Linked DNA regions of Mus musculus: region 2 is linked to region 1. Evidence: chromatin contacts called from ENCODE Hi-C or POLR2A ChIA-PET data. All regions are on one chromosome and are shown on one strand. Each heading gives the region's core, a stretch centred on a gene start or an enhancer-like site at or near the end of the contact. The rest is flanking DNA. Distances are from core to core; before and after follow the strand shown.

Region 1 (2,892 bases), core at 368-2,867:
TGCAAGCCAAGCAGGGATTAGAGAGAGGCAGCATAGTTAAGAGCTTTAAGAGAATTCATTGGCACTTACAAAGGAACCATGTCCTTGGTGTAACTGAAATATAATTTCTTTATTTTTTTGCATTTAATTATGTATATACTTATATAGTGCATGCCACAACATGTGTGTGGAGGTCAGAGGACAATTTATGGGAACTGGCTCTCTCCTTCCATCATTTGGGTCCTGACTTAGGTCATCAGGCTTGGTGGCCAATACCTTTACCTGCTAAGTCACCTTGCTGACTCTCAAACATGATTTCTATAGTATGGAAAGAAGCAATTGAGGGATGGAAGTCATATAAGCTGGAAGGCGTGACATGGCCCATGATTACAAGAAAGCACATCGTTAATTGGGGGTCACTGTTTGGCCCCTGGATCAAAAATTCTTGTCTGTGAAGAACAAAAAGTTGGGGTGAATTGAAGGTCAGTGGTAGCACCTGTGATTCTCAGCAAGAAGTGCTTCAGGCCAGGGGTGAGGGATGAAGAGACTGGAAGACTGACCTCCAGGCACTAGTCTCCTCCATCTAATGTCTCCACAGACTGAAGAGGGCCCAGTGGGGCAGCTCTGATGCTACACCTGAACTTCCAGCACTTGAAGAGGGCTTTGAACTCCTAAGCACTACAAAATACTTTGACGTGGAAGAAGAGAGGGCAACCTATCCACAGAAAGAGACTTATTCTGTCACTCCCAGAGATCAGGTAAAACTGGAGAGGAACACAGTAAGGTTAGGGAGGAAGTCAATTCATAATCAAATGGGGATGTGGCAGAAGCCAAGAGCCAGGTAGGATAGCTGGTTTAAGGACGAAAAGTGGTCAAGAAACTGAGCTTTTGAGGGTATGTGCCTGAATTTGGCAATTAAGAAATCTGGAGAGAGTCCTGTTTTTCCATTCTTGCTTTTCTTATCCCCTTGCTCTCAATTGCTCTCACCTACAGCTGCTTTGGACTCCCTGGACTCCTGTAGGCCAGCAGGGGACTTATGCCTCTGGGCAGCTAAGCTCTTTGACCTACAGCACTGCTACAGCCAGAAAGAACCCCGTTTACGATCCCCAGGCGATGGAGTTGGAGTCTGAGGAGTAGTGGGAAATCATCCAGGCCCAAGCTACGGGACCCAAGATCAATTCAAACATCAGGACTCCCTAGTGCTGGCTTCAGAGCGGATGTTTTCTATCTCTGTTGTCTCCATCCCATAGCGTAGGCATTCACAGCCCACTTGAGTTCCTATCTAACTGCCCAGTACACTCGCAGCCGGGTTTTTCTCTAGGCCAGAACCTGGTCTTGTGTTCTCTCTGTTCTGTTATTAAAGAGCACCAAATAGTCTTGTTTCTGTGCGAGGTAGTGATGGAAGGGGAATGAAAAGGCGGACTCCGTTGATTTTTTTGAGGATTCAGGACAATGAAGTTAGGCTAGGTCCCTAAATTTGCCGAGTCTCGCCCGAGGCCAGAAGAATTCTGCATTCTCAAGCACTCTCCTTTGCCTCCAGGGCTCTGGCCCTGGACCTCTGCCCACGCCCCATCCTCCTGCGCCCACAAGTCACGTCAATCGGCCGAGCTTCCGCCTCCGGATCCCGGTTCTCCTCAGCGCTATTGCCTCTTTAGGGACGGTCCAGCAGCGCGTCTCGTAGACTGGCCCAGAGTCCCAAGTGTGCTGACCCCAGGTTCCCTTCCCGACCCCCGTTCCCTTAATTGGGAGGCCCCGCCCCGTGCGCACTGACGTCGAACGCCGCTGTCAGCCGGCGCTAGGGGGGGTCGGTTTGGGGTAGAATGGCCGCTGCCGCCGTCACCCGCGGGACCCCGGGAGGTAAGAGCCAGGGCCTCTAGCCCGCCTCTCCGCCCCCGCGCCAGGGGGCGCAGCTCCACGCGGCCCGGGTGTGGAGCGCGGCGCTGGGGACCACCGTCCCTCCACCCCGTTTGCCCCCACCTCACCGCTTCCGTCCTCTTTCCCCGCGCCAGGGGGCGCCGCTAGGCGCAGGGCCCCTTCACGGATCAGAGAGTGCGGGGAGAGTCCCCAGACCCCCTCCCCGGTCTCCCGCACTGCCCCTTGCTGCCAGGTGTTCATGAACTCTGCTCAGCTGCTTCTCCAGAACATCCGGGTTTGCGGGCGGGACCCCCTCCCACCTCCGGGGTTCTCCCAGGACCCCTGCCCCCTTTGGGGAGAGCATCCCACCCCCGGCGACAGTCTTAGACCACCGCTCTCAGGCCCGCAGTCTCATCCGGCTCCAGCTCTGCACCCTGGCAAACTGCCTAGCCAGAGCTGCGCACCTGCACCCTGGGGTGGACTTTTTATCCCAACCCTAGCCTCTCTGCACACCTCCGATCCGATCCTGAATGGGCTTCCACCCCCTCTCCATCCCCGGACACCTGGCAGAACCCGCGCAGAGAGCCTCCTCCAGCTCCCATCTGTTCCTCAAGAGGGCGGAGGCTCAGGCTGGAGCCAGAGCAGTAGAGGGGATATGGTAGGCTGGGAGCCAGAGAAGAAGCAGAGGTTGGGGAAATAGGAGTGTTAGGGTGAAGTAGAATTCTAGCTGCAAAGAGGAAGCCGGCATGTCCCACCCGGAAGCTTACTCCAACATGTCTATTCCAAATTCTCCCAGCCCCTGACCAACCTGAGAGAGAGCACATGAGGTCAGTTATCAGCTCTACCCTTCCTCTTAGAAAAAGTCAGAGAGAGAAGGAAATTGGGGTGTGTCTTCAAAGGCCCAGCTTGTTACCGGACTTGGACTTAGATCTGCTTTCCTTCAGCATCCAGGTTTTCTTGCCAAGCCATCCTCCTCCTAGGACCAGAGCCCCAGCTCTCACAACTTGCCTACCCTTCCCTCTAGCCTTGCTCTCCCTTCCTAAACGTACCCTGAGTTCT
Region 2 (2,700 bases), core at 109-2,608, 33 kb after region 1:
TCCACCCCCGGGCAGGAGGCGCGCAGATCAGAGGTCAAGGGATGGCGGGCGCAGGCCGCCACGTGCCCCAGCGCGGCCCCGCCCGTGACTCAGCCACGCGGCTGTCGAAGAACCTCGGCTGGGGGGCGTGGGGAGCCAGAATTTGGGGATGAACGTCAGGGAACCCAACCCGGCTCCAAAAGGCAGCGAACCAAGTACTTCCACTGGGAGAGGCTGCACACCCTGGCGCCCCTCCTCCGAGGGACCGGAAGCGGCCGAGCCCCTCGGAGGCCAGGGTCCCGGGTGACTCCTTTACTCCCTCCAGCCTCAGTGGCCTGCCATTCGCCCCTAGACCTGCTCGGCGGCGAGTGAGCTGACCGCACATAAATACTTAGCAAAAGTTTTTCTGGAAAAGAAGAAAGCCCCAGTGCGTCCAAAGTAGAGGGGACTTTCCTCTTCTTATAAAAGTTGTCATCCTTGGTACTTTAGTATTCTTCCGCCTTGAAAAATGAGTCCCGTCGTGTCACCCGGGTGGCGCCCCTATTCAGTGACCTCTGTAGACAGGGTTCAGGCATGGGGCGAGGCTGAGCTGGAGCGGATCCAGCGAAGGGAATGATTCCTCGGGAATCTAGGGACGCGCTCGAATGAACCCAACGTGTGCGCTGTACATGGCAGACGGTTGGGACAGGTGCCCTGGTTGGAGAGACCTTTAGTACTGAAAATGACTAGAGTATTATATCGATTTCACTTTTGCTCCCTTATCGTTTAGATAAATGTGGAGAAGGCAGCAGGGCCCAACCCGGGGCGTCTGCCCGTCCCGACTGCTGGGGACGCGTCTTCCCTCCTCGGATGGTCCAAATGTGTCCCGCCAGGCGCGCGCTCACGCAGCCAAGCCGCTAGCCCCAACCGCCCCACGCGCTGGCTTCTCACTGCCCCGGCGCAGGCGCGGGCGCACGCGCCGCCGCCCGCCGTTCCTTCCCTCCCGCGGAGGTGGGGGTTGGGGGGTGGAGGAATGATTCGGTTTAACCCTGGGTTCCCCGAACCCACTTCAACTTGCTCAACCTTACTAATTTTCTTTTTTTTTTTTTTTTCTTTTTCTTTCCCTGCTTCCTCTGGCTTCCTCCTTCTATAGCCAAGTGGTATTCAGGATGAATCGGAGCGAGCCCTAACCTTAACCTCTCCTGCCACCACCACTCTATATAGCCTTTGGCGTGGCTTTCCATCGAACTCGGCAAATTTTGCAAAGTGGGGGGAGGGTTTTTTAAAAATTGCATTTGCAAAAGTTCGCTATCTGGCCCGGCGGGGGGGGGGGGAGGATGGAGGGAGGGAATGGGGCGCAGGCCCCGCCCCGCCGCCCTTTGCAAATAAAAATCTAGAGGGGGGGGGGAGGAGCAGGAAGTGGCGGTGCGAGGGCTGCTGCACAGCTAACAGAGCCGCGTTCCGGACGGCAGCGCGTGCCCCGAGCTCTCTGCCTTCCCCCGCCCGCCAGCCCGAGCCCGAGCCCGCGATCCCAGCAACAGCCCGCAGAGCAGCCCCAGCAGCAGCGCCATGGCCGGGTGGAACGCCTACATCGACAGCCTTATGGCGGACGGGACCTGTCAGGACGCGGCCATCGTAGGCTACAAGGACTCGCCCTCCGTCTGGGCCGCCGTCCCCGGGAAGACCTTCGTTAGCATTACGGTACTGCGAGGCTCGTGCGGTCCCGAGCAGTGACCGGCCTTAGACCCTCTGGGGGACTGGGGTGGGGGCGGGCGCAGGCGAGCGAGGGCAGCGGGAGGCCGTGATCCGGTCCTCTCCCATCGGCGGGGCGAATGGCGGCTGCGTGAGACTGGCTCCCTCTGTGGTTCCCCGGGCTCTACGCCCCTCGGCGGCGGCGCCCATCTCGCCCGCCGCCCCGCTTTCTGCGACCGGGCGTTACATCCGGGGCCCAGGGCGGGGAGGGGCGCGGCGGCCGGTGCGGCGGCCCACTTCCGCCTCCTCCAGGGCGGGGCGGGCACGCGCTGCAGTTTTAGCCCGGGATTATGATTGATAAGGGGCTCCGGAGCCTGGACTCCCCTTCGGGCCGAATGCTCGCTCTCCCTCCACCATTGTTCCCCCTGACGCTGATGGGAGCGCCAGGCGCGTGGCCTTGGGCCCGGGCCGGACCTCGGTAGCCACCCTGCCCCTCCCAGCTCCGTTAGAGAGGGCGAGGCCGCCACACACACACACACCCCCCAAGTCGGCACGTTAGCCTCAACATTCCTGGGAGGCCGATTCCGGAAGTCCCCTCGCCCTCCCTTCCCGCCATCCGCCCGGGCCCGGCGTAGGGGAACTTTGTGAGAAGTTCTGAGACGGTAAAAGTGAAGGAATAAGGTTGCTGCTGTCCCTACCACCACCTTCCCTGACCACACTGCCCGGAAGTGGGGAGGGGGAGCGGAAGTTCGAATGGGGGGAGGGGATTTCCGGGCGGGAGGGTACCGGATATAGGGGTTTGGGGGTTTAAGGGGGAGAAGGAGAAAGGTTCTCTGGGATGTCTAGACTCACACACAGACTAGTCTCCTGCCCTAATAAACTTTTTGAACTTAATTAGAGAGCCCCCGGGGTCAGCTTCCTTATCTTGGGGCATAGCTACCTGGACCCAAACTCCAGGTTACCCGGAGACCCAGGCGTCCGGGCTCCTAACAACGCCTGCAGAACCTTTGACCAAATAAGGACAAAGTTACTTCTCCTCCCTTCCTACCC

The links. Hi-C counts contacts between places; a loop is a spot of excess contacts on that map. ChIA-PET counts read pairs that join two places held with the same protein, here RNA polymerase II (POLR2A).
Region 2: a loop to region 1 is called in a map of gastrocnemius, with 7 times the contacts of the local background. The contact joins the promoter of Pfn1 here to the promoter of Camta2 in region 1. A Hi-C loop is called at or near these places in 4 of 37 maps with a recorded cell type or tissue (gastrocnemius, heart and left cerebral cortex). POLR2A ChIA-PET finds 5 or more read pairs at or near these places in 4 of 5 experiments (Patski and embryonic stem cell).

Annotation. Positions count from the first base shown.
Region 1 is chr11:70,686,830-70,689,721 of GRCm38, reverse strand. Camta2 (calmodulin binding transcription activator 2) reads left to right here and starts at 1,617. Exons shown (of 23, transcript NM_001190376.1): 1 at 1,617-1,836. It overlaps Inca1 (inhibitor of CDK, cyclin A1 interacting protein 1), which reads left to right. Exons shown (of 7, transcript NM_001252484.1): 6 at 578-737; 7 at 973-1,361. The coding sequence ends at 1,116.
Region 2 is chr11:70,653,308-70,656,007 of GRCm38, reverse strand. It overlaps Pfn1 (profilin 1), which reads left to right and starts at 1,358. Exons shown (of 3, transcript NM_011072.4): 1 at 1,358-1,659. The coding sequence starts at 1,528. It also overlaps a transcript of Eno3 not described here.